3 separate regions of the Mus musculus genome follow, and regions 2 and 3 are each linked to region 1. The links are chromatin loops, found by intact Hi-C in ENCODE. Cell type or tissue: heart. All regions are shown on one strand.

What was found. Hi-C counts contacts between places; a loop is a spot of excess contacts. Peaks named below come from ENCODE experiments on the same cell type or tissue, not always from the same donor. Only the 100,000 strongest peaks of a DNase experiment are listed, where the experiment ranks them.
Region 2: it touches region 1 in a loop (2.7-fold over the local background); 6 of 42 quality-filtered maps call a loop at or near these places.
Region 3: a loop joins it to region 1, with 3 times the contacts of the local background. A loop is called at or near these places in 6 of 42 quality-filtered maps.

What each region holds. Positions count from the first base shown.
Region 1 is chr5:21,140,402-21,142,901 of GRCm38, forward strand. All of the region lies in intron 2 of Gm42222 (a long non-coding RNA gene), which reads left to right. Among named protein-coding and RNA genes, the nearest start is that of Gm42222, 3.6 kb to the left of the region's middle. In heart, a CTCF peak has its summit at 1,084 (motif pointing left); a DNase peak (open chromatin) is centred at 1,050; H3K27ac peaks cover 860 bases.
Region 2 is chr5:21,010,162-21,012,661 of GRCm38, forward strand. Ptpn12 (protein tyrosine phosphatase, non-receptor type 12) reads right to left here. Exons shown (of 18, transcript NM_011203.3): 7 at 1,524-1,583. Among named protein-coding and RNA genes, the nearest start is that of Ptpn12, 44 kb to the right of the region's middle. In heart, a CTCF peak has its summit at 947 (motif pointing right); no DNase peak of the experiment used is centred here.
Region 3 is chr5:21,006,243-21,008,742 of GRCm38, forward strand. All of the region lies in intron 8 of Ptpn12 (protein tyrosine phosphatase, non-receptor type 12), which reads right to left. Among named protein-coding and RNA genes, the nearest start is that of Ptpn12, 48 kb to the right of the region's middle. In heart, no CTCF peak of the experiment used is centred here; no DNase peak of the experiment used is centred here.

The DNA of each region.
Region 1 (2,500 bases):
CTCTCTCTCTCTCTCTCTCTCTCTCTCTCTGTGTGTGTGTGTGTGTGTGTGTGTGTTACCTTCAAACTTTAAGGAGTCCTCCTGCCTCAACCTTTGAGTGCTGGAATTACAAGAATGCCCTGCCCTGCCAGGTGTTAGGATTAATCCCTGTATGGTTAGATTTCTCTTCAGAAAGATGGTAGTGGTTTATATTATTAAAATACATGAAAAGCTATCACACCCTTACTAGCAGTTCTTGCTTTTATTGCTAAGTCATTTCAGATGAGAACTGACACTTTGTTTTCAGCATGTATTTCTTTAATGGTGGTAAAGTGGGCTGTTTTCCATGGTCCCTGGCCGCTGTGTTCTCTCTCCTGCCAGTTGTCTACGCTCTGCATTATCTGTCTATTTTCTTCCGTGCCTGTATGCACTCCTTTTAAAACATTTAACATTTCATGTCCACTAGGAAAACCAGCCATGGGAATTAATAGAAGTGTAATAAAACTCTGTTTTCCCGTTCTGAGATGATTTCATTGTACTGTTTAATCTAGCTTTACCTGGGAGACTTTTGACAGAAGTCACATTAGCAACTAAAATGTAGAAAGACACCAACATCTAAATTAAGAAAATGACCCAAGATTTCTTTTTCCAACTCTAAAAAAATTTTTAAGCTGTGTATTTATTTTATTTTGTGTGTACGCATGTGTGCCAGAGTATGTGTGCCTTGTGTGGACAGGAGCCTGCGGAGGTCAGATTGTGTGGACAGGAGCCTGCGGAGGTCAGATTGTGTGGACAGGAGCCTGCGGAGGTCAGATTGTGTGGACAGGAGCCTGCGGAGGTCAGAAGCATTGACCTGGACCTGGAGTTACAGCTAGCTGTGGACCTGGAGTTACAGATAGCTGTGGACCTGGAGTTACAGATAGCTGTGGACCTGGAGTTACAGATAGCTGTGGGCTGTACGCGAATGCTTTGAATAAAGCCCTGTCCTCTGCAGGAGCAGGAAGCTCCTGTAACCCCTGAGCCCTCTCTAGCCTTTTGCAACTTTTAGCTAAGCATTGAAAGTGCTCTTCCCACCCTGCCTGCCCTCTGGTGGAGCTGCCAAATCAGACAAGCTGTGAAGGGGAACCGAGGAGACCAAAGTTAGCAGCAATGGCAACCACCCGAACAAGTAAAGCCACTGGCTGACCCACAAGAGACTTGTGTCTTGTTTTTTTCCGGGATTAAGTACCAGCAACAGTGTCTCTTCTCCTAAGAGTCTACCCTGACTAGTAGTTTTACACGGGTGCTTTTTCTTCTGGTGGTCTTGCTGACCTGGGAACTTTCCCCTGAGATCCAGCTGTGGAACAGAATTCAGGTTGCAAGGGTATGAGAAGTGGCTGACTGGTCTCCAGCTCTGGGAGAGGGAGGATGCCCCAACAGGACATCCGTGTAAGCCCCTCAGCTCCACACTAGCTTGCATTTCTGCACAGCAGAGTCAAGACCTGAATAGGTCTGGAGTGAATGCTCAGTGAGATAGCAGAGCCAGCCAGAGTGCTCTGTAAACAGTGAAGTGCACCAGGGTGCCAACCGGGTGGTGCTGACAGACAACCCCCCCCCCCCCGCCCCCGAATCAACATTTAACTCCACTAAGTTGTGTGTCTTAACAAGAGAAATAATCAGTATATCCTTCTAATCTTTAGCAAATAATGGGAGGCTTTGGTCTCAGATTCGTAAGAAAAGCAAATTATATGTCCCAATGTGACTCAGACCTGTGTGCAACTATCTAGATTCACTTTTATTTTTAATTATAGCACCAGCAGAGGGGAAGGTTTAAAATTACACCTTTCAGAACCAGTCATTATTTAGTGACTCTGCATTTCAAAGATATTGCTCATGCCTTTTAAAAAAATTACCATGTTCTATTATTATTGCCTTGGCCTAAATATAAATTTATTGTCAAAGTGGTGATAACTGGCTTTTGGAGTCCTATTTTTAAACGTTTTCACGAAGCTGTAATAATTTGGAAGATTTAAGTGAGCAAACATATTAAATGTTCAAGTTGCTTTTCCCTTTAATTCTGTGTGTCTGGGGATACATGTGAAACACAGAACGATATAGTGAGAGACGCAAGGCCTGTACTTCTTTTTCTCCCTCACACACAATCTTTCATCCATCTCTTACTCCCCACTACACTGGGTTATACTAGAAGAATAACAAACATGAAAACATATGAAACATAGCAAACACAGGTGCTTGCTCCAAGTCATTCTTACTTTTTACCAGGTAGTGGCAATAGCCTCCTGTCCTGTTCTTCTTAGGATATTCCTTTTTCTTTTCCTTTTTTTTTTTTTTTTTTTGAAACAGGGTCTCACAATGTAGGCCTGACTATGTAGACCAGGTTGGCCTCAAACTAGCAGAAACCAGAACCAGCCGGCCTCCCTCTGCCTCCTGTGTGCTTAGATGTAAAGGCTTATGTCGTTATGCTGCACCTTAGAACGTTCTGAACAGTAGCACTCATGGCATTAGAGTTCAAGTTAGAAAA
Region 2 (2,500 bases), 130 kb before region 1:
ATGTCAGTAGAAAGAACAGAGCTTGGGTTTCAGTTCCAATATGCAAGTTCTATATTTGTCAATTACTAAATAGGCAAATTATTTAACTTCTCAAATCCCTTTTATCTATGCAATACATACTTTTATAGTTAGAATAACTGATATATCTGATACACTTGTAGGAGTTAAGGTACTAACTAGAGATAAAATGTGCAACCTGAGTAAAAGAAATGACTCAACTAAAGGGCTATCATTAGTCCAGTCAGTGAGAAGAAAGACTGTGTGTCGCTTGCCAGACAGAAAGTAGGTAGCCTTACAATGAGCTGGGAAGAATGCTGTGACAAGACTGTACTGGATGATTGTGTGTGTCAACTTGACACAAGCTAGCATCAGAGAGGATGGAGCCTCAGTTGAGGAAATGCCTCCATGAGATTCAGCAGTAAGGCCTTTTCTCAGTGATCAATAGCTAGAGCCCAGCTCATGGTGGGTGATGCTATCTGTGGGTTGGTGGTCCTGGTTCTATAATAAGTCAGGTTGAGCAAGCCATGGGAAATAAGCCAGTAAGCAGGCCTCCCCCATGAACTCTCATGAGCACTTGCCTCCAGGTCCCTGCTCAGTCTGAGTTCCTATCCTGACCTCCTTCAGTACTCAACAGCAACATAGAAGTGTAAGCTGAGCAAACCTTTTCCTCCCCACGTTGTATTTGTTCATGGTGTTAAGTCAGAGCAATAGAAATCCTGACTAACACAGTGACCAAGACAGACTAATAATAGAGGAGAAAAAAGCTGACAAGCATCTTTCCAATGTCTTTTTATACATGTCTTTGGTTTCTTCCCTGAAAAATTATCATTTTTTGACTCTGAAACATTTAAGTCAACAGCCTGAAGATACTTTAATTTAAATCTAAATTAATATTTACTTTTTAATTTCTCTCTCTTTTAAAAAAAGATTTATTTATTATTATATCTAAGTTCACTGTAGCTGTCTTCAGATGCACCAGAAGAGGGCATTAGATCTCATTACAGATGGTTGAGTCACCATGTGGTTGCTGGTTTTTGAACTCAGGACCTTTGGAAGAACAGTCAGTCCTCTTAACTGCTGAACCATCTCTCCAGCTCACTTTTTAACTTCTTATAGTGCTGGGAATTGAACCTATGTACCTGCTAGACAAAGGCCCCCACCACTGAGCTATATCCCAATCTTTAAATGAAAATTTAGTTTTGTCTTTATAAAAAATTCTGAGTACAAGTGAGTAATAAATAAAACAATAATCTGCAAAGTGTTAATAGAAGAAAACTATGCAACAAAGAAAGCATAATTATGCAAGACACACACAGAAAATTCTGTTGTCCTAAGTAAAGTAACCTCAGACTGCTTTATTACACAGTTTGATCAGCATAAGGCTCAAGACACTCACTAAATAAACTACATAACAGCAAGACTCGGACTCCCAGCAAGAATGGGAAGGAGGAGGGGGAGAGATGGGAAGAATGAAGATGAATGGAAATAGGAACTCTTTTTACTCTATAATGGGAATTACTTACATTTTGAAATTCAAGTAAAAGTGTTCGGATGAAGTAGTCGGTTCTTGCTTGTTCATTTTCCTAAAAAGATAAAAGCTTGTGAATTGAGCCTGGTGTGGTAACACATATCTTTAATCCCAGCACTCAGGAGGCAGAGGCAGGCATCGGATCTCTGTGAGTTCGAGTCCAGCCTGGTCTACAAAGAGCCAGGACAACCAGAGTTATTACATAGAGGAAACTCTGTCTTGAAAAACAAACAAACAAACAAACGAACAAAAAGTGCTTGTGGGCATACCCACAGACACACAAATACGTAAAGGTCCATAACCTAAAATTAGCATTTAGAATTTTGGATGTATCTAATAGTTATTTTAAAAATCTAAAAGTAATCCATTTAAGTGTTTTTTTTTTTTCCTCCCCAAAATGGTGGTAGGGACTAAGCCCCAAGGCCTTGAGCATGCTAGGTAGGATTATCACCTAACACACTGAGCCACCCCCTTTGCTTCCTACTGTTTTGTCTAATTTTTACTTACTGGCTTTAAAAAGTGTCTAGTCAGTGATTATTTAATCCTGACTCTATCATCTAACAGAGAATACTGAAGTGGCAATCATCCCCGAAACCATTTAAGGAAACAATCCAGAGGAATGTCAGTTACTGTCTGCCACCGCATCCCACATTCACCACGTTTTCTTTCCCTTGTCACACTCAACGCTCAATCTAAATGAGCAGCAATGTGGGGAGAAAAACCCTTAGTTATTACCTTATTATGGTTGAACATGCACAGCTTTGAGTCTATTAGCCTGACATTTGTCTGCTGCTGAGTTCTTGGTTTTGCCTTGTTAGTTGTAACCACAGACAGTTTAGTCCTGTCATTAACAAGGACAATATATGCTATTCATTAATAAAATAGACATCCACTATAATTCTAGCATGGGAATCACTTCATTCATTTTCTCAAATTTCTACTGTGGTAGTATCTGAACTGGAGTTTAACTCC
Region 3 (2,500 bases), 130 kb before region 1:
AACTCAGAGATCCATCCTCCTCTGCCTCCCAAGTGTTGGGGTTAAAGGTGTGCACCACCATCACCACCCTGTAAATAATTTTTAAAACTAGAAAAACCCTACTGAAATAGACTTATGAATTATAGTTATTGGCTGAATAACAGGATGGAACAGGAAATAATTTCAAACAAGTTGTTAAAAAAAATCAAGTTAAACCATTTCTTTATCTTTCAATATCAGAACAAAAGCTTTCTTTTTTGACCACCATTAATTAACTATGAAAAGATTGTTTTAATCTAGTAATTTGTTAGATGGTTTCTGTATATCTACCAGCAAACCAATTCTCCTGGAGGCAGCTCTCTTTACTAATCAAAAGACACCAGTTAGGTAAGAAAAGTCAAAATTGAAATAAATCAACCTTTTAAAAAAGTAATTAACCAATAATCTCTCTTTTTTTTTTAAAGATTTATTTTTATTTATATGAGTACACCAGAAGAGAGCATCAGATCTCAATACAGGTGGTTGTGAGCCACCATGTGGTTGCTGGGAATTGAACTCATGTTGGTGTCCTACTCATAATGTTCCTGCTTCAGTTTCCAGAATGCTGGGATTACAGGCATAACTACCGTGCTGTGTTTTCTTTATTTATTTCTTATAGTAAAATTCAATTACAGATACAAATAGTTTAGCAGGACAAATTTAGTGTGATTTTTGAGAAACTCTGATTCTAAGGTCTTTTGAAATATCAAGATAGAAAATAGAAAAACTGCCTAAGGAATCAAGTAAATTTTATACTACTTGGAAACATACATATTTATCTAGTGAAATTCTAAAATTAGGTTTTGAAATATCTTATACATTACTGTACAATATAACCATGATTATACTGTAAACTACTGTGAACCTTCTATTTTTATGATTGATTCAACATTTATTCTTTTAAAAGTTGTATTCTCCCTAACATTTTTCTATACACTATAAATGTAGACCTTAAGCATGGATGAGGTGGTTTAGATGAGTAATGTCTTCCAGACTCACACATTTGAACACTTGGTCCCCAGTTGGTCCCCTTTAGGAGGTTGGTGTAACATGAGACCTTTAGGAAATGGGGCCTTGTTGGAGGACAAATATTGGTAGGCTTGCAGGGTTTAGCCTTGCCTTACTTTCTGATGCTGAGGCTATTCCCCAACATTATGCACACTCATCCTCTGAAACTGTAAGCTAAGTCAACCCTTTCTTATTTAAATTTATTTTGGGTCATGATATTTTATGACAGCAATAGAAAAAACATACAATTCAAGTAGCAGCTATTTTTCCTGTGTTTAAAACCTAGCTTAGTTGTTTCCTTTGCTGTCTCCCTGGTTTTTGGGTTTTTGTTGGTTTGCTCCTTTAGGATTGTATTGTTGTTAATTCTCTTCGTCTTTGTGAGACATAGTCTCACTCTGCGGCCCAGGCTGGGCTCCGACAGTCGCTATGCAGTGAGATTATAGGCATGAGCCACTTTAGGGAGCCTTTGAATAATTTTACATTAAAACTAAGTTAGGTAAGGTGTTTCTTCCTTCTTTGGTATCCTAGGAATGGGGAGGTAAAAGTTCAAGGCTCACCTTGGCTATTAAGACCCCGCCTTTTAAAAAAAGAGTAGTGGTCATTCAAAGAAGCCACAGAACATTAACAAACCTTTCTGAAAAGTGTTTCAGAGCTCGTTAGTTCTATCATAAATAATACGGAGTTTACTGGAGTAGAAAGTCTGTCAGATGAGACAGGGAACAAAGAAGTCACAATATTTAAGGACATAAAAATCCTATAAATGTTTAGGCACACATTCTTAATTTCCCAGATATGAAAAAAAATTAAGGCTATCTTCCTTCCAACTGGAATGTTTCTTTGCTTTTCATTTAAAATATTTCATGGCTTATAAGTAGGAAAAATAATCAGACAATAAAAACAGGTCAATGAGCTCAGTTAAAAACACCTGCTCTTATTTAACACAACCTCTAACCTGCACTCGGAACACAAAATTAGTTACCCCTTCAAGAATGGCAGAATTTGAAGGCTGTGTTTACATGACTTCTTATGTCTCAACATGACTAAATTTGCAAAGACTAATTGGAACTTAGTATTACCTGGAAAGAGTGAAAACATTTTACAGAGCAGTTTAACAGAGATATAGCTAAACTTAAGCCTGTTAAGGGGCAGGTCATTACTTTGGGCAATGCTACACAGCACAATTTAATAAAGATGTCCAGTAAATGTATACCAACAGTTTATATTTAACTTACTACAAAAATGCTATGTCAGGTATCATAGCACACATCTATAATCCAAGCAGAAGAGTGGAGGCAAGGAAGATAGCCTTGGCTATTTAATAAGTCTGATACCAGCCTGGCCTACATAAGATGCAGTGATAAGCCTTCAATTCTCAAAAAAAAAAAAAAAAAAAGTGGGGAGATTAGAATATTTAACAATAAATATCACCCACCATAATTCCTTAAAAGGTGAAAAAAAAAAAAAAGAATGCTCG